Regions from separate parts of the Mus musculus genome. Here region 1 is linked to region 2. The links are chromatin loops, found by intact Hi-C in ENCODE. Cell type or tissue: left cerebral cortex. All regions are shown on one strand. Each heading gives the region's core, and the rest is flanking DNA. Links, peaks and the distances in the headings are about the cores only.

What was found. Peaks named below come from ENCODE experiments on the same cell type or tissue, not always from the same donor. Only the 100,000 strongest peaks of a DNase experiment are listed, where the experiment ranks them.
Region 1: it touches region 2 in a loop (2.3-fold over the local background); 2 of 42 quality-filtered maps call a loop at or near these places.

Annotation. Positions count from the first base shown.
Region 1 is chr11:77,922,306-77,937,202 of GRCm38, reverse strand. It overlaps Sez6 (seizure related gene 6), which reads right to left and starts at 6,364. Exons shown (of 17, transcript NM_021286.4): 1 at 6,089-6,364. The coding sequence starts at 6,143. It overlaps Gm11190 (predicted gene 11190), which reads left to right and starts at 7,915. Exons shown (of 3, transcript NR_033549.1): 1 at 7,915-7,945. In left cerebral cortex, for the core only: CTCF peaks have their summits at 6,308 and 7,719; DNase peaks (open chromatin) are centred at 3,372 and 6,351; H3K4me3 peaks cover 3,322 bases; H3K27ac peaks cover 1,156 bases.
Region 2 is chr11:77,866,055-77,880,951 of GRCm38, reverse strand. Pipox (pipecolic acid oxidase) reads left to right here. Exons shown (of 8, transcript NM_008952.2): 8 at 1-337. Among named protein-coding and RNA genes, the nearest start is that of Gm29932, 11 kb to the left of the region's middle. In left cerebral cortex, for the core only: a CTCF peak has its summit at 8,413; DNase peaks (open chromatin) are centred at 8,581, 9,295, 10,009, 10,979 and 5 more places; H3K27ac peaks cover 4,930 bases.

The sequences.
Region 1 (14,897 bases), core at 3,305-11,304, 57 kb before region 2:
CTGGCATTCTGTGAAGGCAGGACCAGCTACAGCACGACGGGGTCTAGGCTTTATCAAGCATCCTCACCGCATCTCCTCTCCTCCCGGGCTTACTCAGTCTCTGCTCATCTCCTGGCAGAGCCCCTTGTTCCTGCTGGGCTCAGCCAGGACCTCCCACCTCACCCCCCCTCTCCCTGCCAGACACCCTGCCAGCAAGGCTGCAGGCTCTGCAGCCAGAGCCTGGGATTGTTGTTGGAGACGTGGCAGGTTTGTTTGCTCCCGAGCCCTCTGAGAAATCTCAACAATCAATGGCCAACAACACTCTGCCTGCAGCTGCAGCATCGATCTTCTTCTCTTCCAAGGGCTGGCGGCTGGGGGGACCGCAGGTAGGTAGTTGGACGGGAGCTGGGGAAGGCTTAGGGCTTCCATCTGGGGACTGGGCCTCAATGGAGGCTGAAGAGGTGGGACCGATTGTCTCATTTATCAAGACCCACAAAGGGCAGAAGTCATCTAAGGCAACTGACCTTTGCGCTGAGGTGTTTCAGCCCTTTGCCATTAAGGATAGAGTATGATAAAATGTCTCTGTAAATTGCCACAGTAAAGACTGAGAATAGGCATCACTGGAAAGCAACTGTCAAGGCCAGAAATATGATAGAAGAAAGTTATGGAGTATCTACATCTTGAGTCTGTCAGACAATATGAGCTTGAACTTGGTCTATGAAAGGCATGTAATAGCTTGTACTTCATGGAAATGATATGAGGGGCAGCGAGGGAATGTATTCAAAGCACTTAGGGAGCCTGGCATGTATTTGGTCCTCATAAACATTTGCTGTTATTGCTGCTGCTTATATTATTTGAATAGTGGTGTTCTGGGTTTCCATTTGCCTAGACTACCTCTCTTCCTAGGCTGGAGGAGACACAGCGCTGGCCGATGCAAGACTTTGCAAAACGGGCAGGCCTTTGGGGTACCCTTTCTGTTCTCTAGCTAGACAGCCCAGGGTAAGTGACTTGATCTCTCCTAAACTTGTTTTTCCCATCTGTAAAGTGGGAGTAGAAACCTCTTACTATAAGCATTAAATAGAAAAGGCTTGATCAGTGAAGCCTTGGCCCCTGTGGCTAAGGGTGTTCTCCGGGCTCATCCGCACATCTCAAACCATGTTTGTGCAATGAGCAAATGAATGGTGGACTGGCTGGACGGCTGTACCCATCCCAACACCCGCTTTTTGTAGGAGCGAGAAAGGTTCATGAATCTGTATTACCATCTAGATTTCTCTTAGGCCTCCGCTACTCCATTCAAGGGCATACCTGATCTCAGAGCTCCGCATTAGTCCCTCCAGGCTGTGTGGTGGTTTCTGAAGCCTGAATGGTTGAGTGCACTCTGCAGTCTCAGTCCTCAAGTTCACACAAGGCTTCCTTCTCAAGTTCACACAAGGCTTCCTTCTCAAGTTCACACAAGGCTTCCTTCTCAAGTTCACACAAGGCTTCCTTCTCAGCCAGATACGAACTGTAGGAGAGGATTTGAGAGGCTGGGCCCCGTGCTCTCCTGTGCTGATTTCTACCTGTGCAATTCTTACAGCTTTCTTAACATGCATTTGATGTGTGCCACGTGCTAGGTAGGCCCTGAGCCGCTGGGGACACAAGTCGTGGTGGCACTAAGGGATGACTGAGGAAAAGCTTTACCGAATTAAGATCGGCCATTGGCCCCGCCCCCAAACCACCTAAGGCTGATGGCATGACAGCTTAATTTGTAGAAGGAAAAAAAAAATCTAAGTAAAGGCTGTAATTTACAGGCAGAATAATTGGCCAACTGTTAGGAAAGGGGAAAAAAATTCCCAACATACAATCTATGTAAAAATAGTGTACTTGCTACGCAAACTCAGCTTCTAGACGCAGTCCCAGCTGCTCCGGGCCAATCATTCCGTTCTAACCGGCAGCTGACCCTAAGCTTCTCCTAAAGAGGCTTCCTGGAGTTGCCCAAGGGGTGAGCAAGGTAGGCTTACTGTTCTCTTTCTTGAGTTGTTGATACTAGAAGGAGCTTCAAACAACCAGGCAAAGGCTCCTGATCCAACAGCCTGGGGACCAGATGGGACACCAAACAGACAATGGGAGCATGGACAAGTCCTTTGACCCAGCCTGGAGGACAGACCATAGAGCAGATGCCTCCTGCCAATTACTGAACTGCCAGTCAAACCAGACTCAAAGGCATGAAGTAGACTAGCCAGGCTGGCTGAGGGGAAGGAAAAAACAAAAGAAAAAACAGGTAGAAGGAACATCAAGAGTCCAAAAGCTGCTGAGAACTGGGCTTGTCTGAAAAATTGATGCCGAGACAAGACTCCTTTGACCTGGCTGGATTAGTCATCTTTCTGGAATGATGTTGCTTCCTGTTGGAACTGGCCTTGGAGACCCCCTAACACCTGCTTTCCACCTCTTGGCTGTGGACTGGGGCTGGCAGCTTTTCCTCTTCTAGGTGACTCTTATTTATAGAGCTTAGCCCCTCACAGGTGAAAAGCCAGGCTTGGCGACAGTGAATTTCATGCACCCTTACAATGATGGCTCCCGAGAGTGAGGTCTATTGTGAGCCAAGGACATGGTAAGCTGGGCTCTTCCCCATCTGGGCTGAGAGACTCCTTTACTGAAGTTACCCCCCCCCCAAACCCCGTCTATTGTTTTCTGTCTGACCAAGGGTGGAGGGTAGGATAATGAACCCTGAGAGCTCTGTCCAAATAGGGTTGCAAGATTCCTGAGCTGAGAGCCATCTGGTAGATGGGCTTGGCTCGAGCTAGGAGGGGTGGAGACAAGAAGGGCTGGAGGAGGCTGGAGGGCTTGGGACTGGATGAGAGAGAGGGTAAGGAGGCAGCCTTTCTGACAAGTCCCTCTGTTCAGGCAGATGTGGGGAAGAGGGGTGGGGAGGATGGAAGCTCAGTTTCTAATTAAGCCCAATCTCATTGTCTTCTTGCTCCCCATTAGTGCCCCACAGGATCCCCAAGGCATTTTAAGCTGCCACCCTGCTGAGGCTGGGATGGCCGCCAGGACCTGCCAAGCTTGATTCGCTTAGGCCCGTGAGGGGCCAAAAGCCAACTCCTCTTGGGCAGTCTCCTCAGAAACCCAGCAGGAGTTCCCTGTCTTCCAGGTCCACCTCTAGAGCTCTGAGTGGAATCCAAGCTATCTCCCATGAGCCCTTATCCCCAGCAAGAGCCCTGATCCTGAAGACCTAGGCTAGAAAGCAGGGTGTGATAAAGCTTGGTTAGCAGCCCCCAGACTCCAGCAATAAGCCATCCGAAGCCCGCACCAACCAGAGCACCACCCCAAAGCAGCAATTTGCATTTTAGGTTAAGTCAGTACTAGGTTAACCCTTGCAGCAGTAGGAATCCTGGAAGCCAAATCCTTCCTCTTTTTTTCCTCCCACAGTTTCTGGCAGAATAAGCAACTGAGGCTTGCTTTTTCTGCCCCCGCCCCCATCTTCCTTTCTACCACACTCACAAGAGAGCTTAGAGAGATGGAGCCCTGAGTCCAAGGTCATATAACTATGGAGGCAGCTTCTATACCTGACGACCTAATCTCATCCCAGTGTTGGATGCTTTTACCTTTACAGTCTCCCCAGGCCACATTCACACATGCAGAGTTTAATTAACTTTATTGATATTCAGAAATTAAGAGAATGACTAAAGGTAATTGCTCATTAAAAATCATTAAACTGACACAACAGGCCTAGGCAGACACAGCTCCTGTTAAACTGTCTTCTCCCCCACTGTGGCAAGACTTCCCTGGCACTTCCCATGGGTTGGGAGGATGCCCCATAGTATGTCATGTCTGTCGTACCTGGAACAGATTACATCTAAGCGACTGCAAAAGAACTAGGGGCTTGAGCCTGTAGGGTGGAGCACTATCCATCTATCTCTTTGGTTTTCAGAGCCTCTTCCTTCCCTGGCCACTGAAGGTTGGAAGTTTAGACTGTGGCTGACTGTGTCCCTCTTGTAAGCAGAGCTCTGAGGTCTCCCGGGCTGCCAGGCTGCAGCGATGCATCCTCTGGCTAAAAGACTTGCAGCCAAAGGCCTTTACTCTGCAAATCTCTCCTTTAATAAACTCTTCAGGAATCTCAGATAGCCAAGTGAACTACCTCCAAAATGAGAGGGCTCAGAACCCTAATGATGAACCTTCCATCTATGTTAAATAGGTGGGGCCTCCTGGTCACCCAGATCTGGGTCCAGGCTCTCTCACATGCCAGGTTAGCCACTGCTTCCAAATCCTCTCTTTCTACCTATAAAACACATAGTAAGGCAACCCCACTACACGGGAGAAGCCAATGAACCACAGGACACTGGCTGGGGACACAGACTTCTGGCGAGAGTGGGTAAATTCCTCCCAACGCGAACCTCAACACCTCCAATCTGGGCTGGACTCTCGGCCATACCAGCTTTCTTCTTGGAGACCTATGGTCTCTCTCCAGCTCTGCAAGGAGCTGGCTGGCAGAGACTACACCTCCACACTGGTGGCTTAACTGATGAATTGTCACCCAACACTCAGAGCTCCTGAACTGCAGACATCCTGAGACCTGAGGAATCCAGATCACACACTCAGATAAGAACTTCCATTGCTAGGAAACAGACACAGACTGTTCCAGGAAAGGAGCTAGGATGTGGCCATACCCCACTCAGGTCCCGAATGCAGAGAGATATCCTTAGATTTCTGGCCCAGAAGATGGGTTTCTCTTCATCCCTTCTTATCCCTGGAGTGGGCTTCTTTTTCCTCCCAGCAAGGTGAACATATAATTCCAAGTTTTCCTAGTCTTAGGAGGAGCCAGTGTGGGCAGCCAGGTGGGCTGGGCAAAGATGTGGTCTACTTGTGGGTAGAGCTAGAGATTCAAAGATGTTCTCCCTCTCCATCCCCCGGGACGGGAAAAGAGCGGCTTGGTACTAGCCCAGCCCCGAGCAGCCCTGGTCTGGCTGTTCTGACCTCCAAACTCTCCGGCCTTCGAGGATGGAGCCCGAAGGTTACAAATCTCCCTCCCTCCCTCCTTGACAGCAGACGCTAGGAACCATAACCATATGGCGAGGGACTTTGAGTCCCAAGTCAAAAGTGCAGTTTCGCGGACCCCAGCAGGCGATTAGTAAAAGCGGAGAATGACCTAAGCATTTGAAGACTCCCGAGACCACTTGCTTCAGACCCTTCCTGCTTCCCATTCATCTTTCCTCCAAACTCCCTTGGTGCTAACTCCGAGGCCAAGCGTTTCTTGACCGAGATCAATGAAGTTAGGACTTGACTCGGCGTCCGGGGCTGGGACAAACGGTGAGTTCCGCTAACTAGTCTGCGGCTCCGAGGTCGATAGAACCCGGCAGGAAGGCAGAGCCGAAGAGAAGCAGCGCTCCGTGCATGTGCGTGTGTGCATGTGTGTGTCTGTGTGCAAGAAAAGAATTTCAGGGAGGGCAGCCAGTCCCAGGACCTCAGTTGCTGCAACCCAGAGAAGAGCGAGGGGCTGGGCAGTGGGCTCTCAGGGTCCCCGGATATGTTTCCCCAGAATTGTGTTCTAGGTTCCAATCCTGACTTGACAGCGTCAAGGCAGAGGTAGGTGAGAGATGTCCCAGTCCCGGGTCCGGCCACCACCCGACCCAGTTCCTCTGCAGTGAGGATACGAGGGACCCAGAATAAGCGGCAAAGTCGAGCGAAGTTTGGAGACCAGCGGGGTAGGCAGAACGGCGGGCTGGTAGCTGGGCTGTCCGGACTCTGCACCCGCGACCTGCCGCCCCCCCCGCAACGCGCCCGGGCGCCCCTAGACGCCTGGAGTGGAGCGAGGGAGCGCGCGGGAGAGCGCGTGTGTGCGGGGAGGGGGTGGCGTGATGAATTGCAGCAGAGAAATCCCATTAGATCCGGGGAGATGATTAAAGGCGAGGTCTCGGCCGGGCGCGAATGGCGGGAGCCGCGGCGGCTTCCCGCCCGTAGAGCCCGCGCCCCGCCCGGCTGGGTCGGCGCCGGGGACAGCGCAGCCGGCGGGACGTGGTGCTTGGGAGGAACAACAGGACGCACGGAGCAAGGCGCCGGGATGGTCTTGCTTTCCTACCCCTGGGAGTCCGCGCCCGCCCCCGTCCTGTGGCCGGACGCCCGGGTCCCTTACCGTGAGCCAGGAGCGCCAGCAGCGAGGGCAGGAGCAGCAGGGCTGCTGGGCGCATGGTGCTGCTTGCGGCCGCGCCCCGGGTCGGGGCCGCGGTAGGGGAACTGGGGACTGGGAGAGGCGTGGGCGCGGGGGGCAGAGCCGGTCCCGGGGAGAGCAGCGGGGCCGCCGCCGCCGCCGCCAGCGCCTGACAGAATCAGCACCACGGCCAGCGCCTGGCGTCGGCGCCCGGGATCGCCGCGCGGGGCTGGGGGCGGGGGCGCAGGAGGAGCGGCTTACCGTAAAGTCTCAAGCAAAGGCGCAGAAGACCCAGCGGCAAGAGAACAGGCTTTCGAGCCCTGGGGAAAGGACTGCCCTGCTAATGTGGCACACAGCCCCCGCCTTCCCGAGCTGCCCACGCCCAGCCAAGCTTGCCACCCTCTCCCGGGTTTGTAGCTTACCAAGGTGTCAGGTTCTAATCGGATTCTCCATTAAAGAGAACACCCCCTCCTCACCTCTCTCTCCACCCCACCTTGGTACCTGACAGCTACAAGGGTGATCTGGAAAGATGCACATCAGTGAGGCAGCTGGTGAGGCCCGCCTGCCCTTGTGGCAGCTCCATCCTGGGCCGATAATGAAGACGGCTTTTGAACGTACAAAGGACAATAAATTATTACTTTGCGCTCAATAAATGCCAGGGCTCCAGGCAGCTGCATCAGCAGCAAACTGTGCTCACAGAAAAGCTTAATTATCCTGATATTATAGTTAAAAGCCAGTGGCACTTGTGTCCTGGGGAGACATTCTCCACTTGGTAGGGGGCAACCTGGGTCAAGCTGTGGGGTGCTGAAGGCAGCACCCTGGGTCCCCATGTAGCCATGGGGTTCCAGACCTTGCTTCCTCTATTTCCTCTGTAGAACAAGAATAGCCACAGGAACACAGATCTTTTATGCCAATACCAGCTTCGGTCTTGGAACTGACGAAGAAAATGGGATAAGCATGAATATCAGGGGTCTTTATGACTGTTTTAGTTTTAAATTTTCATTTTTTTTTTTACCAGGACCTGGCACATGATTCCATACTTGATAGATAGGGAGGGGCTCTACCACTGAGCTACACCTTCAACCCACCAGGTGTAGCTGATTGTTTCAGATGGAGGAAAACTTGAAGAAGGGGCAGTAACCCCAGAGTAGTTGGAATAGTCAATAGCACAGAAAAATAAGATCCCATGACTTTGTGACCTGAGGAACCCCAGTAAGCCATGGGCCAATAACAGGCTAGCCATAGCTGTGCAGAACTAGAGGCTATTATTCAGACCCAAGGGACATGGTTAGGCTTGTTACTGAATTTCAGTGGACTCAACAGGACACAACCACGTGGCTGATGTTAATATCTGTAGAGGAAGAAGGAGGCCCTCAAAGGGCAGCTTAATGTTGAGTTCTTTCCATGTGAACGTGGGTCAAACCCCAACAATTTGTCCACAGCACTTCCCCCATCTCATCCTGGAAGCAAGTGACTTCTGCCCTAAGTTTCATTCCTAGGAGAGTCTTTCGGTCCTTACAGTCTTCCAGCTTTGCTCCTTTGATGCTCTGTAGATCCTTTTGTGGGCTCTGGGGAGCCATCTTGCTTGCTGTAAAGAATCCCAGGCAGCAGGTGGCATGTGGAGTTATCTGGGGAAGATGCTGGGTGAGGATTTTGGACAGTTGTCTGGTGAATTGGAAGAGAAAGGAGAGTAGCAGAAGGGATGGCAGGTAGGGGAGCCTTTGAAGAAAAGATCAGAAATGTGGAGAAGCCAGGAGAGAGGGACGGAGGAAAGGGAAAACAAGACCTGCCCACAGAATGGGAGAACAGGCGCAGAAGTGCCTGACTGAAGTCTGGAAACGGGTGAGTGCCATGAGGCTCTTCCTTTCTCACAGGCATTCCTGACATTTCTCACATCCCTGGGTCCTTCAGGACTACACAGCTCTGGGAAAAGGGGGTTGAGCCACAATGCAGGATGAACCTGATCTATCAGGATAGTTCCTCCTGACTTAAAGGCTTCTGGAGGTCTCACCCGACTATCTTGGCAGTAGGGCTCTGGATGAGCTGGGGACTACCTATAAGAAGAAAGGTAAGGAAATTTTCTGGGAACCTGCAACATGGCCTTCCTGACTGCCTGGGATACAAGAGGGAGTCCATTGCAGACTACAATCCCAGGATACAACACTCTCTCCTGAACCCAGGGAATGGATCTGCACTGCATGACTAGAGTAATAATACGGTTTGCTGTCATTCTTTACTGAAGATCTGGTAAACATGGCTTCTGTGGAATGGGTTCCCAGCAAGCTTGAGGCAGAGCCTGGACCAATCTAGGGAGCAGTAGAGGTTTTGGTAAACATCCTTTCTCATGCCTTTCAAAGGGCCCATTCTTCCTAGACATCGGCATTGCCCATAATGGAGGGCAATAAAATGTCCACGGGGACAGTCATCTATATCAAGGCTTACAGTTTGAGAGTTTACTCTATTCATACACACAATTTGAAAAGTAACACTGGCCAGTGAGATAGCTCAGTGGGTAAAAGGCACTTGCTATCAAGCCTGGTAACTGGAGTTCTATGCCCTACGTCACATTAGGGGAGAATCAACTCCTGTAAGCTATTCTCTGGTTTTTGGACACACACACACACACACACACACACACACACACACACACCAGCCTGTGGTGACCTGCACAGCCCCCTTTACTGTGTCTACCCAGCTCTTTACTCTCAGAAGATCCTGATTTCCCTGTCTAATTTTTCACTACAGGTAGTTGCACGGCCTATGTGCCCTCTACTCAAACCTAGCCCAGGGACCAGTACATTCTAAATGCTCAATGAATATTGTAAATAAGTGAGGATCCCCAAAGCCTAAGGCAGGTCACAGATGCCATACGAAAGCTGAGTAAGAGGAAGATGGGGGGGTGAGGGGGACTTTGCTTTAAGTCAGTGAGGGCTTCAAACCATGCCAAATCTGCTTGTGTTTCAGCGAATGAAGGAGGGCAGGGTGGGGGTGTGGTTTATGTAACCAACATCATCGTGGAAACTGCCAGGGAGCTGTGGTCAGTAAGGAGATTGGTTCCACAAAGCAGAGCTTCCCACCCCATCAACCCCGTAGAAAAGAGTGAGTAACGCTGGAGTCATCTGTGGCTAGGCTGTAGGAGGTTCTTTGGTCATCTGAGTGGCAGGTTGTCCTTGGTGGTTACCTTGAAGGGGTTACTTCATTAAGAAGGTATACAAAGCAGAACACATCAGTCTGGCATCATTTGGATGAGTTTCAGGCATTGAGGGAAGAATTGTACTTCACTACTAACCCCGGAGGAAGGCTACTACAGACTGAGGTTGAAAGCCGGAGAGGGGGTTACTAGTCATCTCTGAGATGAGAGTGGATCTCTAATCCACATCCCTCAGGAAGCCGGCCTCGATTTCCCAATTCTTTTTTTTTTAAGTAATTTTTTAAAAGATTTATTTATTTATTTATTTATTTATTTATTTATTTATTTATTTATATGTAAGTACACTGTAGTTGTCTTCAGACATCCCAGAAGAGGGCATCCGATCTCATTATGGATGGTTGTGAGCCATCATGTGGTTGCTGAGATTTGAACTCAGGACCTTCAGAAGAGCAGTCAGTGCTCTTAACTGCTGAGCCATCTCTCCAACCCCCCACTTTCCCAATTCTAAACAACTCATCAACTCATGGGATCACAGGCCTATCGGTGACTTATTTTGAAGTCAGCTGGGATGACACTTGCTTTCTGAGCAAGAAGAGGAGGGAAAAGAAAACCCCAAACCAAGAAAGCCCAGATCTACTCTTCTGCAAGACAGTTTTCAAATCAGAGCATCCAAAGGGGTTTTGGGTTTTAGGGGAGCAGAGGAAAGGGCTGTCACTTCATCCCAGAGATGGTAGGGGCACAGCCACCATCATCTTTGAGCAAGTCTCCAGACTCAGTGGCTTCTGGTATGGCCATGAATATCAGGCCTGATATCCTTGGCTACCCAAAGTCAGTCACCTGAGGGTTCTGGCTCTGAGCATTAGCTCCCACTCCAGGAATGGGACCAGATCTGTGGCAAGAGCCTAGGGTGCACTGAGACAGCAGCAGAAAGCGGTTTGATGTGAACTACTTTCCATCCTCCAAACCCGGGCCTCCAGCCTGCCCACCACCTCCAGCGGAGGCCTTTGATCCTCTACAGCTCCATAAATGTTTAATGCCACTGGCTGGGCAGAAATGAGGCAGGTGCTGAAACACGCAGACTGGAGATAGGACTTGAGATCCATCCCGTTGGCAAAATCATTTGCACTTAGGAGCCCTGGGACGGGTGGGAGGAGCCCCTCCCCCGCCACGTGGAGGCAGAAGTCTCCGGGTTCAAGTTTGTGGTACTAATTAATGAAGCTCTTTGAAAACCATGATAGGGCTGAGACAAAAATGAAGAATCAGTTGTAGAAGCCCAACTCTCTCCCCACACCCTCGCCGCCAGCTCCCCACCTTTCCACCCCACCCCTATCCCCCTACCCGGTTTGATTGAAGGAGAAAGATAGAAAGTTAAATGACAATCAAATGCAAATACAGCTCAACAAACACCACAGCAATTACCAGGCTCAGGAAACACATGGCTTTTGCAGGCAGCAGGGGTTGGCAATTTGGAAGCAGGGGCCTGTGCAGAGGTGATGGGCATGGGGCTATTTTAATGGACAGTTAAATAGATGCAAAAACCTTGCATCTAGTTTGCATACGTGCTGATGAGTGGGGAAAGGAGACCCAGGGAGGTTATGCTACCTTCACAGCTGCCTGTGGCTTGTTTTAGATGGGAAGGGGCCCTGCCTGAGTGCTTGGGAGGCAAAGCCAATTTGAGTGCCTGGCCAGTGTCTTTGGTCCTACGCACAAGCTGGTACTGAAGTATGAGGATTGAAGTGGAAGCGAGCCCATGGGGTCCTCCATGAAAGGGCTCCAGGCACTGGCCTTCCAACAGCCCAGAGGCTCTGGTAAGAGTGGCCTTCTCTTCAATATTTGCATAATGCTTTGCATCTCATTTGAATGCTATTAATTTGGTGTCAGGCTAGGTTGGCACGGTGTAAGAAAGAGAACAGCTGGCCTTCTCCCTCCCCTCTGTACCCCAGGGCTTACTCTTCTCATAGCCCTCCCCAACCTTGGAGACAGAGGCCTTCACTCCCCGCCTCCATAGTCCCTGACACACACAGAAAGTCTTTTAGGCAAACTAGCTCCTAAAAGCCAAGGCCACCTGGATATTGTGGCCAGTCGAAGAGTTTATGCCAAAGGAAAAGAAATGGTCCCCAAGGGCACCCTTGCCAGACCCAAAGACACCGTGGGAGGATGCTGGGGGCCTTTGTCTCCCCAAGCGATCAAGGCAGCTTGGCTTGGAAAGGGTCCAAAAATAATAAACCAGGAGAGAGAGAGGGGGGGGGGAGCAAAGACAGGTGATAATCCTGGAGAAATATGGAAGGCTCTAGAAATAAAATCCTCTGAACTCAGTAGTCCTAGTGCTTGAACTGACATAAAACGTGTCTGCCAGAGGCATTGGGTTTACGGTGCTGCTCAGGGGCTGGGGACTCAGGACCAGGTTGATGATCATGTCCTAAGGAAATGGGTCACCTGGTAGGCTAAGCTCCGTGGAAAGATGCAGAGGCCTCAGGGTCACCATTTAGATACCCTTCGTCAATAGGCAACCAGGGATTCCATGGTGACCTAGAAATGGTGACAGGAGAGTCAGGCTTGGCAGTTGGCTGAAATACCCTCTCAAACATCTGAGTTCTGAGATAGGGATGTGGCTCAGTTGGTAGAGTGCCTGCCCAGCATGCATGAATCCCTGGGTTCAATGCCCAGCACTCTACACACTGAGCATGATGATGCATGCCTCTAATCCCAGTCAGCCCTCAGATGGTGGAGGCGGGAGGATTAGAAGTTCAAGGTCACCCTCAACTATAGCTTGGGGTCAGTTTGGGTTGTATGTGACCCTGTCTCAAAGCATCCTCCTTGCTACACATTTGAGTTCTTTCTCTGGGGAAGGGAGCACAGCTGGTATGCCCCTGAATACAGAAATGATAGGGCCAGTGCCAATCGCTTCTGCTGACACCAGGCAGGAAAGGGTTGGTGTGAACAACATCCCAGCCAGGGTGATCTGACACCTGACCTCATGCCACTGTCTCTGATAGCTGCCCAGCCTGGGCCAGGGTGAAGGCAAAAGAGTGTTTGTTCTTCTTGTGCCTGAGGCAAGACTGGGGGGGCTGGATTGAAAAAATGTGAGAGAGTAATCATGTCTCCCCTTCTGAGTAAGCCCTGGGATAAAGCTTTGCAACTGCAGAAGGCATGGTCTCGTAGCTGATTCACAGTTTGCAGAAAGGCCTGAAGTATTTCCTTTTTAGAAAAGATTGCCACATGCATTGAAAGCAAATTTACAATAGATCTGTCTATTCTCCATTTAAAGGAAGTCAGGCCCTGAGTTCAGTGGATTTTTTTTCTTCTTCTTTACTTTTAAAAATAATAATAGCACCATTTATCATTTGCTGTTGAGGGCATTAAGCCAGGGATTTGACGACATCTTCACAACAATCCTATGAGGCAGGTACAAAGCTGTCATTGTCTCCATTGTACAGATAGGGACATTGAGGCCCCAGGAGGCTTGGTGATTCACAGCCACTTAATGCTATAGTTGTGCTATATTGCAAAGGGAGGGAAGAAAGGCACATGTCACCAGGCCTTAGTGGAGCAGGTAGCAGAAGGATTATAGGTTTCCTGGGCCTGGGCCTCTCTGCCCAGAGTTCACCTGCAGGGGCCTGGGCCTAGAGGGTCACCTAGGAGCAGGGTCAGGAAGAGTAGCTGCTTGGAACAGGTAGGGACAGTTGGCTCTCTAATCTATCCAGTAGATATTCAATTAAATGGCCAGCACTTAGCTTGGATCCAAATCAGACTTCAAGTGTTCCATACCCTCAGAGACAGCCCCCAGAAGCAGGTGGCTGAATACAAAACTGGAGATGTGGCTGTGTGGCCTCTAGGTTCCCATGGGCTTCTCCACCTGTCTCCCTCTCCATTCATCCTTCACTATAGAACCCAGCCATTCATTACTGTCTCAGTCACGTCTACAGAATGAGGAAACATGTATTGAGCACTCTGTATGCCAGGACCAGGAGAGCCCTCAAAGATCTTCCCAGCCTTGGACAGAAGATATGGTGCTAACATGCTATGGTACAACATGGCTATCTCTACAAGGCTCTGGAGGCCCTTGAGATCCAGCGTCTCCCATGAACATTACTCTCAGGAACATATATTTTTCAGTGAGATATTCTATCTAAAGATCCTGCTGTTGTCTAACCCTAAACCTTCCTGCTGTAGAAGTAGCCCACTCCCTCCAGCCCCACAGTGTGGGAATGGGTTTCTGTTGTTCCTTTTCTGGACCCTTCCTTTGACTGTCAGCACAGTGCTGTCCCAGGAAACCCTACGTGCATTCATTCTCCCTCGTGATCCCTAAGAAGCCAGCTGCAAACCTGCCTCCCGCCTCTTCATTTTCTAGGCAGGAATATAGGACACAAATCTCAAATGGTGCTCAATTCTAGCTGTGCATTCCCATCCCTGACTCCTCTCCTTGAACTACTTGTCCTCTGATTGTGACATCACAATGGTCTCTATGGCAACCGATTGTGAGGTCACTGGTCCTTAAAGTCACAGAGTCTGCAGGTCCAGACAATGCCTGGAGAAAAGAGAGGCTATAAAATGCCTACCCAAGAGTTAGAAATTCCTCTCCCACCAGAAACAGCAAGCAGGGCTTCCCCAACCTACACTGGGAGGACTGTTTCTCCACAGTGGTGACTTGCAAGGGACAAAACCTAAGAGAGAGAGAGAGAGAGAGAGAGAGAGAGAGAGAGAGACTGCTCTCCTAGAGGCTGTAAAAGCAGACCAGAGTTGAAATCATCTCAGTTTTGTGCTTGCCTCAGGCATAGTTCAGAGTCCCCACTTCTTCACCTATAAACAGAAAGTAGTGTCACCTGACTTCCAGATGCTCATTCAGCAAGAAGACCCGAAGGAGGACATGACACGTGGCTAGTAATCACTGAATGCTTCTTAAGTTCCCTTCCTCCTCAGCCCTTAGCCTGGATTTTTAATTTTAACTTTAATCTCATATATATGTAGCCTTGGCTGCCCTGGAACTTGCTCTGTAGACCAGGCTGGCCTTGAACTCAGAGATCTGCAGATCTGCCTGCCTTGGCCTTCCGAGTGCTGGGATTAAAGTTATGTGCCCCACTGCCTGGCAGTTTTTTATATATTTAAGGTGGGTAACATTTGCTTGACATTTAAGAAATGATTTATTTTATGTGTTGAGTGTTTTGCCTGCATGTGGGTATCTGTGTACCACGTGCATAGCTGGTGTTCATGAAGACCAGAAGAGAGCATTAGATTCCCTAGAACTGGAGTTACAAGCAGTTGTGAGCCACCATGGTGGGTGCTAGGAATCAAGTCTTTGTCATCCGGAAGAACAGCCAGTGCTTTTTTTTGTTTGTTTGTTTGTTTGTTTGTTTGTTGTTTTTTTCAAGATAGGGTTTGAAAAACCTATATCCTTGGCTGTCCTGGAACTCACTCTGTAGACCAGGCTGGCCTCAAACCCAGAAATCTGCCTGCCTCTGCCTCCCGAGTGCTGGGATTAAAGACATGTGCCACCACTGCCTGGCCAGCCAGTGCTCTTAAATAGCCCCTATCATGTTTCCTTATCATTGGCCACTATTGCTGTGTGAAGACAATGTTTAGAGCAAGGTTCAAATCCTGCTTCTGTTACTTTCCAGCTTTAAGCCTCTGAGCCAATAGCCACAC
Region 2 (14,897 bases), core at 3,596-11,595:
GAAAGTCAGCGAGATTCACCATCACAGAACAGCAAGGGGCTTTAAGATGGATGTCTCAATGGGGAGGGGCTGGAGACAGGCTCAGTAGACTAAGGGACTCCTTTAAATTTCTTTTTGCTGGGACACTGGGTGAACTTGCGATTGCTTTGACTAAATCTGCTCAGGGGGAATGTAAAACAGATTATATTTTATAAACCACTAGTGCCTTTGGGTTTCTTTGCCAAAAACTTAAGCCAGCCTCTATCACCAAAAAAAAAGTCTCACCTCTAATAAATACACATTTGCCAGGAAAAAAAAATTGCTGAAAAAAAATAAACAAAAACCTGGATTGCATAATATCTGCGGTGGTCTTTATTTTCTACATAACCCCATTTCTTATCAGCTCTAACTATCTAAATTAGTACCACGGAGTCTGTTACCAGGAGGAATCCATGGAGTCTCCGACCCATCGATGCACTGTGTCCCCCTGGTCTACTGCTTTGTCTCCTCCTCATCCTCTCCCTGGATCTGTAAAGATGTTTCGCTCCCCACTCTCTCTCATTAAGGTGTATTGTCAGGTCCTTATGAAGACAGAACTGTTATACCAGGGAGAAAGCGAGAGACACACTCGCTTAGAAACCCCGTTCAATGTTTGAATGTTAAATGTGCCATTTTATTATCATTAGGATTGCTCCCACTTAATGAAACAGCATTAGCACCGAGTCGGCTGGCCTCCTTGCACTAATTGCTTTGGAAGAGAATGGGGCTTGTAACTACCCCTGGTGGGTGGAAGGGCGAGGGGTGTGAACAGGGACTCAGGCAAGGCTGATGTGCTTAGAGCAGTGCTTCCCAGCCTTCCTGATGCCGTGACCCCTTAACACAGTTCCTCATGTTGTGGTGACCCCCAACCATAACATTATATTTATTGCTACTTCAAAACTGTAGCTTTGCTACTTAGGAATCATAATGTAAATATCTGACATTTGACCTCCAAAGGGGTCACAACCCACAGGTTGAGAATCACCAGCTTAGATGGTACCCAAAAGCCAGGGGTGGGAAACCTCTAGATAGAGCCAACAACATTCCAGAGAACAGGATCTTACATGCTCTGGGGAGAGAGAAGCTGGGGCAAGGTGGGGTAGACTTGACAGGAGGAAGGACAGGGAATATGAACAGTAGGAATGAAATGTTCCCAAAGAAATACACCACAAAGGAAATTATTCTACCTCCCTTGGTCCTTTAAGGCCCAGAGATGTGTGTTAGCTCCGACTTCTCCAGTGAGTTCCAAAAGCCAGCTGATCCTGTCAGCCCCATGCCAAGTCTGCTTTGCAGGCAACTTTAGTTGGTTCTCTCAGAAATTCGGTCTCCATAAGATGATAATAATACTGACTGACCATACAGAGGTGTGTGAGGACCAAATATTATTCACTTACTAATTTGATACATAAATAGATTTAATTTCTACAATGTGCCAGGTGCTGTGTGGATGCACCTGTATGCCAGTTACTTTTTTTTTTTTTTTTTTTTTTTTTTTTTTTTTTTTTTGAGACAGGGCTTCTCTGTGTAGCCCTGGCTGTCCTGGAACTCACTTTGTAGACCAGGCTGGCCTCGAACTCAGAAATCCACCTGCCTCTGCCTCCCGAGTGCTGGGATTAAAGGAGTGCACCACCATCACCCGGCTGTGCTGGTTACTTTTAACTGTCAATTTGAAACAACCTGGAATCATCTGGGAAGAGACTCTTAATAAAGAAGTCCCTAGATTGGCCTGTGGGCATGGCTGTGAGGGATTGCCTAGATTGCTAACTGACTTGCGAAGGCCCAGCCCACTGGAGGCCTCATCCCATGGTAGGGCCCCTACAGTCTGTAAGGGTAGGGAAGGCTAGTAGAATATTGGACAGGTAAACCAAGATCCATATGTTTATTCTCTCTCTGCTCTTTGACTATTTGATACTTTAAGTCTCTGCCTTGACTCCCCTACAATAATGGGCTCTAATCTGGAATTGTAGGCCAAATAAACCCCTTTCTTCCCTAAATTGCTTTTATCCCCCCAGGATATTTGTCAGGGCAATAGAAAAGAAACTAAGACAATCAGTAAACACACAAAGGAAATCCCGTTCTAAAACAGCAGCATGAGCTTGTCTTGGTTAGTTAGGGTTTCTGCTGCTGGGATAAAGCACCGTGACCATAAACAACAACGTGGGGAGCAAAGGGTTTATTTCAGCTCACAACTATCAAGTCACACTCTGTTGCTGAGGGAAGTCAGGGCAGGAACTCAAACAAGGGGAGAACCATAGTCTGAGCTGCTGCTGCTGCTGCTGCTGCTGTTGCTGCGGCTGTGGAGGGGTGCTGCTCACTGGCTTACTCCTTCCGGCTTGCTTAGCCAGCTTTCTTATAGCCCCCAGAACCACCAGCCCAGGGGTGGCACCACTCACAATGGACTGGGTCCTCCTCATCAATCACTAATTAAGAAAACACTCTACAGGCTTCCCTGAAGCCTGCTCTTAATAGAGGTGGTTGCCCAGTTCTTCCCAAATGAGTTTAGCTTGTGTCAAGTTGACAGAAAGCTAGCCAGCACAAGGGCCTCAAAAAAATTAGAAAGAGAAAATAGTCTATGATTTGGCAGTTCTGCTTCTGGGTATATTTTTTCCAAAAGACTTGAACCTAGGGTCTCAAAAAAGTTATCTATATACCCGTGGTTATAGCATCATTATTCACAATGGCCAAAAGGCAGAAAAGGCCCAGATGTCCATTTACACATGAGTGGATAAACAAAATGTCATCTGTGCATGTCATGGGATAGTAGTCAGTGTTGAAGAGATCCCTGACATGCGCCGTGTCGAGGCTGAAATGAGCTCAGGCCAGGTGAGATAAGCAGAGACAGAAGAACCAACACTGTGTGGTTCCGACCAGCGGTGAGAACCACAGAGACAGAGAATGTGGCTTGCCAGGAGCCAAGAGGAGGAGGTGGAAATTGTACTTTGTTTATGGGTTCAGAGCCTTAGCTTTAGAGGATAAAAAAAAGTTCTGGAAGTTGGTTACACAGCCCCGTGAATGTGTTTAATGCTACTAACTATGCACCTAAAATAGCTAAGATGATAAATGTTATCTGTATTCTACCATGATTTTTAAAAGTTCATGTTCTTATAGAACTGACAATGGTAGTGAGGAGACACGTAAGCAATGCATGCATGTATAAATTGTAACACAGAAGAAGGTGCATGCATGTAATTTTAACACATGAGAAGGTGCATGCATGTAGATTATAAGACATGAGAAGGTGCATGCATGCAGATTACAAGACGTGAGAAGGTGCATGCATGCAAATTATAACACATGAGAAAGTGGCTAGTGCTTTGGGGGACGTCAGACCGGGGAGGGACAGGAAGTGCTGGGAGTAGCTGTGTCTTCCCATGAGTGGTCAGAGGCCTCCTACTGAGGAGGCGGTCATCAAGGAAACGCCTTGCACTGGTGTCTATTAAAGAACGATATGAAGTGCAGAGGCAATGTGACTCGTTTGCTAGAGTTGTCTACCTAGTATGCATGAAGCCCCAGGTTCAGAACTCCAGCACCCCTTAAAACAGGCATGGTACACACCTGTAATCTTAGTACTTAAGAGATGGAAACAGGAGGAGGTGGAACAGTTCATCCTTATGTAGCCAAGCATAACAGTTCAAGGATGAGCTTGAGGCCAGCCTGGTCTTGGTTGAAAAAGAAAAGGAATGAGCCACAAAGCAAGTGGCGTGTGGTGGGGGGGTGTCAGATAGACCAGATGCTGAGAAGGGCCTGCATCCTGCATGTGAGTTCAGCAACTCTCATGCTGACAAAGCTAGCATGAGCCAGGGCTAAGGAGCCATCCTCCTGCTCCGGGCCCACTGCCTGCCTTCTATTTCCTCTGCGCCTCCCGATGCGCCATCCTCCTCCCCCAGCCAGCTGCAGCTCCCCTTCCAAAATATCCAGCTTTATTCAGTCTGTCAGTGACAGCCAAAAGGGGAGACCGATGTCTTGCAGAAGCAGAGAAAAGACAACTGGGGGACGCTACCAAACCCTGCCCGAGCAGGCTTAGGCCTTTACAAGAGTCCCCATGTAAGCTACAACTGTGAGTGGCCGAGCAGTAGGAGTGGGCGGAGCTGGTGTGAAGGGATAATGGGGTAAAGCAGGGGTCAGGGAGAGAGACTGAGAACTCGCAGACCAAAGGGCCACGGGGCTTCCAGGAGCGTGCACCCACAAAGCCAGAGCCCAAGGCCCAGTGTGTACCGGTGGGAGGAAGGGAGCTTTTCTCAGTTGTGGTTGGATGGGATCACAAGGGAGGTGTCACAGGAAGACGTCTGAGTGCTCAGGGAGGCAGAAGACACCGCGCCGCGCCGGGAGAGGTTGGAGGACAATGAGAGGGCCTCTGTAAGAGCAGAGGATTTGCCCAAACAGCATCATCTCATTGCTCTCCGTTTGCCTGAGCGCGGCCAGGCATCCCCTCGCGGGCAGCCCCTACATATCTTCAAGATGGAAGAAAATCAGAAGCAATTGTGAGGCAGTAGGAGTCCTCAGGAGGGGCAGGTGGGGTCTGCACAGGCTGCAAGGGAGAGATAAGGGCAATGAAGAGAAAGAGGCCGGAGTGGTTGCCAACCAGACTGAGGAAAACAGAGGCAGGCTAAAAATAGACTGGGGCTATGCAGGGAGGAGAGCCAGGCCAGAAAAGGAGGGGGAGCCGCGGCAATCGATGCCGCTCCCCACTCTGACCCAATTCTTCATCTCTCAGCCTCACCAAATTGACAAATGAGGTCTTGGTGGGGAAAGACTGACGCAGAGTGGGCGCAGAGAGGCCTCAGTGATCTGACTGCATTGTGAGGCAAAGGGGAGAGATGCAGTGTGGTCAGTACTGCTTCAACTCTTGCAAAGTTTGGTATTCCCGAACATGCTTGAGAGTTTAAGGTGTGTGAATCCAACCTGGAAGACGCTCAAATGCCTGGAAAGCTAAAACAGGGCAACCTGAGGAGCTGGCCTGGAGACTCTGGCTGGAAAATGACTCCAGGCAGGCCTGCGTTTATTTCCCTTCTCAGGGAGAGCGGTTAAAGAGAATCCGGTTAGTTCTCTATTGGACATTCTATGCAGCAAGAGGGATTTAGATTCGACTTCAGGAAATCGATCCCATTAGAAAGAAATGTGAGATATTAAGACATGGACAGAGCAATGTTAGAGCTCGCTCTGGGGGTATCTTGGGCATGGGTATCCTTGGGCCTCGAGAAGCCACCTAAAGACTGGGGCATGTGGCAATTCCTCTGGAAAACTCCTGGTCTGAGGGCAATCTAGGATCCCTGTAAACCTGCAGGATTGGAAATGGGTTGTTAAGTGCAGGAAGGGAAACACAGGGTGGGTTGGATCAGTCGGCTGGGGTGGGGGTGGGAATGGGGGAGGGGCGAGGGGCAGAATTCTATCACACAGGACCCGGTGGCATTTGCATAACTTTGAATAATGAATAAGCCCAGCTCTGGGGTTCCTACTCAGCACCGCTCATCTGCATCTTTATTAAGCTTTATAAATGATTCAGCTCCCTACCCCTTCCCTCAGCCCTGCCCAGCCTGCCCCTAAAATGAGCATCAGGGTAGCTGATTGCTCATTATTTTAGGCTAGATTTGTTTCACCAACATCCAGTGAGGCATGGAGTGGGGGACGCAGGAGGGAAAGATGGTAGGGAGGTGCAGGGGGAAGTTCAAGGCCAGCTCCAAGCTGAGACAGGGCACTTACAGACCAGAGCATACTTCTTTAAGTTGATCCTGTGGCCAGCATCTTAAGACAGAGCCATTTCATAGATTCTCTGAAATGTGCTGGGTTCAAATCCTGATCAATCCCCTCTCTTGTCTTCCATCAGCTGCCAAACTCCCAGTAGGCCTTCGCTCAGCTCCAGCACTGCCCTGCCGGCAGGCACTTGAACAGCCGAATGAGTATAGCCCCCGGGGAAGTTCTCACTTTTTCCTGAGGCAGGAATTTTGCTATTTGCTCAAAAGAAGGTGGGGAGGGGGAATCTGCAAGAACCAGCACTGGGCATAGCAGGGAGCATGAGCACAGTGTGTGAATTTGCAGAGGAGCCACACCTGTTCCTCCAGCACACCTGAGGCACCCGAGGAGCTGTGTACCCTCCCAGCCAGTGTGTTCATGCTGGCAACCCTTGGAGCTGCTGGCTCTGCTGGCTGAAGCCTGGGAGATAGATGTATTGAACAGTCTGGATGGGAGGATCTTGCAGGAACCTCCGAGTGCTGAGAGGGCAGGGCATTTCTCCCAGGGCATGTGCAAACCTGGTTGCACATGAAAACCACTTGGAGAGGTTTTTAAAGATATGACGCCGGGGCGACACCCAAGACCATTTAAATCAGAATCCCCCAGAGACAAGGCTGTGAACACAACCTTTTTTTAATTTATTTTTTATAAGTCCTTTAATCCAATTTGAGTCTTGTTTTGAAACAAACCAACCTTTTCATTTTTTAATACTAGGGATTGGACTTAGGGTCCTACACACGCTAGTCAAATGATATACAGTTGAGCCGTACCCCACTCTTACTATTTTTTTTTTTTTCGAGACAGGGTTTCTCTGTATAGCCCTGGCTGTCCTGGAACTCACTTTGTGGACCAGGCTGGCCTCGAACTCAGAAATCCGCCTGCCCCTGCCTCCCGAGTGCTGGGGTTAAAGGCGTGTGCCACCACGCCCGGCTCTACTATTTTTATCATGTGTGCATGCATACAAATGTGGATAAATGTGGGTGCAAGCTTGCCATGTGCAGAAGTCAGAAGGCCTTGGCTATCTGTCCTCACCTTCTTCACCACTGTGAAGTACTCCAGGCTAGCTGGCCAGAGAGCCTCCTGGGATTGTTGCTAGAGCACTGTGCTATGAGTCCAGCTTTTACATGGGATCTGGGGATCTGAACTCAGGTCTTTGGCTTACAAACAAGAGATTCACCCACTGAGCCATTTCCTCAGCCCCAGCCCTCTTTTCTTTTGACTTTTGGGCAGAGACTAAATTGCCTAGGCTGGCCTTGAACTTATGATTTTCCTTCCTTGGCTTCCTGAGTACTCAGAGTTACAGGCCTGATATCTGTTTTATATAAAACATGTGTATAAATATATGTGAAGTAAAAACTATGTAATAACATCGGGAAAATTTAAGCATGGGCCAAATATTTGATAGTAAAAAACTATCAATTTGTTTTCAAGTGTGATAAAAGTATTGTGATTATGCCTTTTTTAAGAGCCATTTTCTTTTCTATGGGGGATCAATACAAAAGCGTTTCCTGATGAACCTTCAGATCTGCCATCAACTGGCAGGGGAAGTGGGCAGGTGGGGCACAGCTCACTGTTGATCTTTGTTGAGGCTCTAAGGGTTAAAAAAAAAAAAGTCATTTTATTACACTTTTTACTTTTATTCACAAACAGAAATGGTGGCAGCTCGGTGACACTCGGTGGAACCAGAACTTAGGGAAGCAGGGACCCAGTGCCCCTTTGAGAACAGAACTGGCTTCTAGAAGGGGTTTTCCATGATCCTACATAACAAGGGAAGACTCAATCCATACAGGACGTCCTCTAATGTCTGCGGACTCAGGCTACATGGGCACAGAAACTTGGCATTTAGGGATGAAACTAGGGCTGCAGAGTCACCATCAGGCTGCTTCCTCTTCCTCCTCCTCTCCCCCTCCTCCTACCCCTCCCTCTTCTCCTTTTGTACCTACCATCCTCTACAGCAGTGGCTCTCAGCCTTCCTAATGCTGGAACCCTTTAATACAGTTCCTCATGCTTTGGTGACCCCCAACCATAAAATTATTTTTGTCACTACCTCACGACTAATTTTCCTACTGTTATGAATTATAAGGTAAATATCTGATATGCAGGATATCTAATGTGTGACTCACAGCCTGGGAACCGCTGCCCTAGGGGCTCAGAAGCCCCAGGCTCTGTATCAGAAAGTCACTGCTTGAAGCTTTGCTCGCTCTCTCTAGGAAGCCTGACCCCTATTGACTCAGCAAGTCTCCCTGGGCTCATCTGCCTCCACCAGGCAGGGGACACTAGCCCTGCTGATGTCATCAAGGAGGTGAGGGGAAGCTGAGAGCAACTGGAGGGAATTTGGGGCACCAGGCACCCCCACCAGCAGCCTGGGAGAAGGTCTGTGGTTGTTGCTGTGAGCTGAGAGTCACTCTCCTAGCTAGGTTCTCTTTGCACAGCACTCCTTTAATGAAACAAAACTCAGCATCTCGGGTCTCTCCCGCCCTGTACGGATCGAGTCTCTTCAGCCTTGCCAAGCCATCCGTTCACCGACCCTCTGCACCTTCTCCAAGGACCCCGGAGACATAATTCTTCACCCTGATTGGGGGAGTCTCGCCCTGTCATCGAACTCAGCCCTGCCCTCCACCCTGCCAATCTTGCTCCATTTGGGCCTCAATCATCTTCTCTGCTCCATTACTTTTCCTGATGGCCACCAGGGGCTGGGGAGCGGGGAGGGCTGGGGAGGGTCTGCTTCTAGGAGTGTTGGAATCCGTGCCTGCGCATCGCCCGCTGCCATGAGTTATTTCAGCATCGATGTTTGTCTCGAGCTGATTATTCCAGCTCCAGAACAGGTGGGGCAGCCTGCGGTGGCTTATTCGTCAGCCAAGGCCATCTGTTCCCAACAAGCTGAGATTTGTAGCTGATTTCTACTGGAGAGCCAGGGGTGGGGGTGGGGAGGCACATGGAGATTGCACTCTGGGCCCTGGGGGACCCACTGTCCTTCCCAGAACTTCTGGTATGACTGAAGTCCTGATGGCCTTTTCTGTACCCAAACCTTCCTATTTCCTAGGAAAAACTCCCTGGCCTCTTGATTTGACAACAACGCTTTTTCCTTTTCCTCAAGAGGATAAAACAGACATTAGATACACAAATCTATTAACCAGTATGAAGTTGGGTCAGTGAGCAGTGTCTCTTTAGAGACAGGAAAATTTATATACACACACATATATATATATATATATATATATATATATATATATATATATATATATATGTGTGTGTGTGTGTGTGTGTGTGTGTGTGTGTGTATGCATATATACATATACGTGTGTGTATATATATATATATATATATGGCATATATAATCATATGACCTTCTCAATTTTATCTCCAACCCCTTTATCAATAGGAATGTCCTTACCCAAACCCATCACCTGCAGGGCTCCAGGCTGATGGAAGAGACAGGTTTGGAATCTCTTCTCCTCCCCACCCTTCCACCCTCCAATCTGTTTCTTTCCCAGCTTCCACGCTCAGGCCTGCCAGCAGATGCCTGCTGCTTTAAGGGCGACATTCCCTGAGCAAGGAGCCAAGCAGTGTTTAAGCAGCTTTGCCACATGGCTTACCCAACCCCCACCTACCCTACACAGCTGACAGCTATACAGGGGAGACTAAGGAAAAACTATTCTTCTCGTCAGCCACGTGGGTCAGTGTGGGACCCTCTTTGGTGTTAGTGTCCATGTGTGCATTGACTTTCAAAATCACATACAAATTTCATGCTAACAGTAACAGATGCCTCACCCCCCCACACACACACACACTAGAGAGACAGAGACAGAGAGACAGAGGGAGAGAGGCAGAGAGAGACAGACACACAGAGAGGTGGAGATGAGAACAGGGAAAGCGTGTTTTGGCCTAGTACCTGGGACTGCGGATGCTCACCACCCTTCCAGCTCCTTCCCATAGGCATTGCCAGGAACAGAACCCAAGGTCGTACACATACACTCATGTCTCCTGACTCCCTCATTTATTAACTAACCTGCATTCTCATGTGTACTTATTTTCTTTTCATGATATAGCTTTAGCTGGCCTAGAACTCTCTATATAGACCAGGCTAGCCTTGAACTCACGAAGACCCATCCGCCCATGTCCTGAGGGTTGGGATTAAAGGCATCCTCTACCTCAGCAGGTTGTCACATGTAATATAAAACCATCTCCCTGTCTCCCTCCCACTTCCCTTTCCTTCTTCCACTCTGGGGATAGAACCTAGGTGTTACATAGGCTAGACAAGAGTCTTGAGCTACATCCTCAGCCCCAACCTGCCTCACTGCTCTGTTGGCTTATTTCAGCAGGTCCTTGTGAGCAGGGGCCCATTTCTGATCCCAGATACCTGCTTGGTGGTTAAGTACATGTGTATCCAAGGTCCACGGTGGCACTTCACAGGACCTGTCCTTCTGGCACAAAACCTGTCAGAGAGTGCCACCCCCACAGTTGCTTTCCATGATCTAGTAGTCCCTGGGGCTAGACTCTGCCCCAGGATGACAACCTGCAAATGGTGCCAGGCCCCAGTGTTAGTTAAAATGAGACACTGGACCTTCTTCATCACATATGATTTTATATGTCTGGCTGCAGTCGTTGACCTGTCTTTTAAAGACTTACTGTTTCAAAAGCTGCCGGCTACATCTTCCACACAGCAGCATTTCTTTTTTTTTTTTTTTTAACTCCCTTTAAAAATTTTTATTCCCTACTTTGAAATCCCCTCAGTGCCCTCTCTTCCCCCAATGCATTTGCTTTTCTCCCTAATCTAGTCAGATGGTAAATCTGGCACAAAACATATAAAATTTATTAAAATGTGGAAACTCTTTGACTCTTAAGTCACCTCAAATATAATTTGCCTGAACGGTGTCAAAACTTAATATCCTTTAAAACATTTTTTTTGATAAAACTGTCATAGCTGACTTTTGATATCAAAAGCAAATTCTATCTGCACATATAAGTATTCTGCTGGGAGATTTGTGTCACCAACTTCAATCACAAAGCACACAGCGTCTCTGGGATCTCCCTTATGGATATGACCCATCAGAGGAGCATACACTGCAGAAAACCCAATTTCTCTGTAAAATTCCTCCTAAACAGATCTAGCATCCTTGTTAGCTCCAAAATGGCTATTGCTTTGGATCTCTTTCTTCCCCGATCGAATCGCAAGAATGGTCCGGATTGTTCTGTCTTACCATCACAAAATTAGATGAAGTGAATATTGCTTAAAATATGCATTCTGAGCCGTGCAGAACTGTTATTCAAACTGTTGGCGCAGTGGGAGCACAGCACAAATGTGATAATGCATGAAGGGGGGGTCTAAAATTCTAAAGAGCAACATGGATGTGCACAAGACATTTTCTCCTGAATTTGCCAAAAGTGTTTTCTTCCTCAGGCCAGGTCTGGTGACTACTAAGCACATAAGGGTTGGAGGGGGCCATGACAGTGGTCACTCCCCTTCCTGCTTCTTCTGCATCCTGACAAGCCTAGAATAGTTCCAGATGCCCAGCCAGCTGCTGGATCCAAGCAGAGGACCTTGCTGACATCACTGGAACCTCAGTTACCTTAGAGGACAATGACACTTAACAGACTTGGGAGAGACTATGTCAGTCAAGGTGTGAGGGCTGGGGACCCAGTAACTCAATGCGTAGGAGCCATTGTTACCTCCTCACCAAATAGGTGATAATCTTGGAAGCACCACCCAGCCTCCAGGTCCATCATTGCTTCAGCTCCCCCTAAGACTTAAAGGGGTGGGAAGCTGCTCCCTTGGTCCTGATCTGAAATCATTAAAAGGGCAATGCTAAGCATCATGGCATGACTCCAGATCACTCCAGATCACTCTTGCAATTTGATCTGGGAAGAGACAGAATCAAAGCACTCAGGAAGCAGAGGCAGCTGGACCTCTATGAGTTTGAGGCCAGCCTGGTCTGCATAGTGAGTTTCAGGGCAGTTAGTGAGACCCTGTCTCACACACACACACACACACACACACACACACACACACAGAGAGAGAGAGAGAGAGAGAGAGAGAGAGAGAGAGAGAGGAGAGAATGCCATTCACATGGCCCTGACAACTGCTTGAGACATAGCTAACACAGCCTGTTACTAAAGCTATGGCTTAAGCTGGATGCTGGATGGTGGTAGCAGTGGCTCAGGCCTTTAATTCCAGCACCTGGGAGGCATAGACAGGCAGGTGGATCTCTGGGAGTTCGAGGCTATCCTGGTCTACAGAGTGAGTTCCAGGACAGCCAAAGCTACACAGAGAAACCCTGTGGAGGTGTGTGGTTTCTGGGAGCAACAAGAGCAGAATCTCCAAGTGTGGGATGGAGCCAGAAGCTACTGAGCTCTAAAATCAGGGCTGTGAACTTGCAAATAAAATCGGAATAAATGGTAGTGATTTCCCAGTTTCACAGTGAAAGACAGGGCGCCTACCTGGCCTGACAGAGTCAGGAAGGGAGGCCAATAGGAAATGAAAGAGGGGCTGAAAGTCAGAGGCCGCTGGCTGGAAGCCAAGCCCAGGCAGACCATGAACTTCCTCAGCACCCGTCTCACCAACTCCATGGGTGCCACCCAAGGGTGCCTTGGCGGCAGCAACAGAATCTCAACTTAGCAACCAAAGGTTCGTGCCAGCAACACCACCTCACTTTACAAATGGGGAAACCGAGGCCAGAAGAGTCAGCCCCTTTCCCAGGTTGTGGTGTCAGTAGCTGTTTGCTTTTGCTATTTTTCTCACTGGCCCGGATTCCAACTGGGGCAATGGGAAAGAAGCTACCCCAAGGGCAGAACTCGTCCATCATCAGGCGTGCCCCTCCGCTGGAAGATTTAGAGAGGATATAGCCTAGGGGAAGATGAAAGCAGTTGAGGTAGCTGGGAGTACCAGGCGGGGACAAATTAGCATAGTCTGGTCTGACATGTGTTGCTATATAAGAGGCTACAAAGTGTTCCAAGTTCCTGAGAACCGGCTCCGAGGAAATGAAAGGGGAACAGGAGGGATTAAGGTTAGATTTAAGACAGCACTTTCTCCCAGGGATGGCCCTTTATTCAGTGACCAAGGCTGGCTGTGAACTCATCCCCTGTCCCTCCCACTCCTGAGGCCTTTGGGAATCCGTTTTCTCTTCCCACACAGCCTGCTTGGAGGGCGGGAAGCAAATGAGGTGGCTGACTTTAAAAAGTCCTCACTTCAGGTAGGCACTCCTCTTCCTAGATGGGCCTCCTGGGCTCTCTGCTGAAAGTGAGGACTGCAGCTTTCAGGCTCTGGGGCCCTGGGGGGAGAACAGCAGTCATGGCATCTCTTGCAACACGCTCCCTGCCAAATTGATTCAAATTGGCTTGGATATGAACATATGATTAAAGGAGCGGCGCGATTCATTTATCAGGAGAGATTAAAGAGCGGCATCTGCGCAGCCTAGCTGGGGGACAATTAAGGAGCAAATCGCTAAGTGTCTGTGCCACCAGGCACGGGGGGGGGGGGGGGATGGGGGAAGGACAACTGGGATAATCTGCCAAGAGGACTTGAGGACAAAGGGAGCAGTTTGGGGGGTCACTGCCTGCTGCTGATGTGTCTGGGCACTGCGGGGACTTCCCTAGGGCTTTGGTCCCTTGCCTCTAATTCTGGAGTCAGGGTATTCCTGCAGGCTGGAAATTAGCAGGGAGGATTGACAGCGGACTCAGGGTGGCTGTGAGGCGGGCCTGGGGCACAGGGCCAGTGGCTTTGTTTTGTGGGATCACAACCATCTTAGGGGAAGAGGTACTGTGGGTACTTAGGAGCTTGCAGAGTTCTCCAGGAGTAACCTCAAGTGAAGACAGGCTTTGGTGGTTTCTGGGCCTCTGGAGTGGGAAACAAGGGAAGGAAGTGCTGCCCTCCTAACCTGGGTTAGGATGTTTGTGGGAACTGGGAGAAGCATTGGGGGTGGGGGAGAGGCGGACTGTGAACTCGGGCTTTCCCAGGCAGTGTGTGGCATGAGCATTGTTTATCCCTCTGTGTCAAGACCATCCTGTAAGTTCTTTCTTCCCCATGCATGTCCTAGCAATAACTACCCGAGCAATCATTCTCCTTGAAGGCCTAAGCCCTGAATACCGTTTTGATGACCCTTCGCAGTCTCCCTCTCCACAAAGGCATTCATTCTCTTCCCATAGCGTAGCTCATAGCTCGGAAGCACCTTCTCTGCCCTTCTGCGGTGGCCCCTGATCCCATCCCTGGAGGACAGGCACTGAGATCTCTCCGCTCAGGTCGGAAGATGATACTTACCAGCAGGTGAGGCATATGCTCTAAGTCCGATTCCACCCTGGGATGTCCCCGATCTGAAAGGACTTCATTCTCAGCACCAGGACCGGGCCCAGGTTAATGAGGCGACTCAAATGCTGAGCAGACTGAGTAACACAAGTCCCCTGACTTGAGAAAATATTCTCACCCCAGACCTGGTGTGTTAGTTTGCACCTGCAATCTGGGGCTTAGGGAGGCCGAGGCAGGAGAACTGTGAATTAGAGGTCAGCCTGGACTACACAGTGAGGCTCTCACTTTCATCGCCTTTTCTCTTTGTTGGAGGGCAGGCGCCTTTGTCCCAGAAGGATCCAAGCTCTCCCCAGCTTGTTTTGGTGGTGACTTTTCCCTCTTTTGACTTTCCAGACAGACATCACCAGAGCTCTTCCCACCCACCTCCTCAGACCATTGAACGCCTGTGGAAAACAGATCTAGACATGGATAATGTTCAGAGAAGGAGGAGGAGGAGGAGGAGGAGGAGGGTAGGGAAGGCCTTTGGTTTCTTCCTCATCTGCATGAGCTGCCCTATAACTTTTGCAAGGCCACGAAAGTCTGGCGAGTATAGCTCAGGCCTGCAGGCAGAGACTGAGCAGCCATCTAAGGCAGTGATCCTAGGCTTCTCGAGTTTTCTGTGGCTAAAGAGGGCTGAGGAACAGAGAACATGCTGCCAAATTTTGACCAAAAAGTCACCTCTGGAGTGACTAAAGTTTTGAGAAGGGGTTGGGGACAAGCTGCCAGCCCCACTCACCTCAACACAAATGTGGGAGGCTCTGTCCTCCTTAAACAGCCTCTTTACCCACTATGGCAAGTGACCTGGTGAGGCTCTGGGAGTGAGTGACATTGGCCACACAGACCAAGGTGGTTCTTCCATGTCCCCATCAGA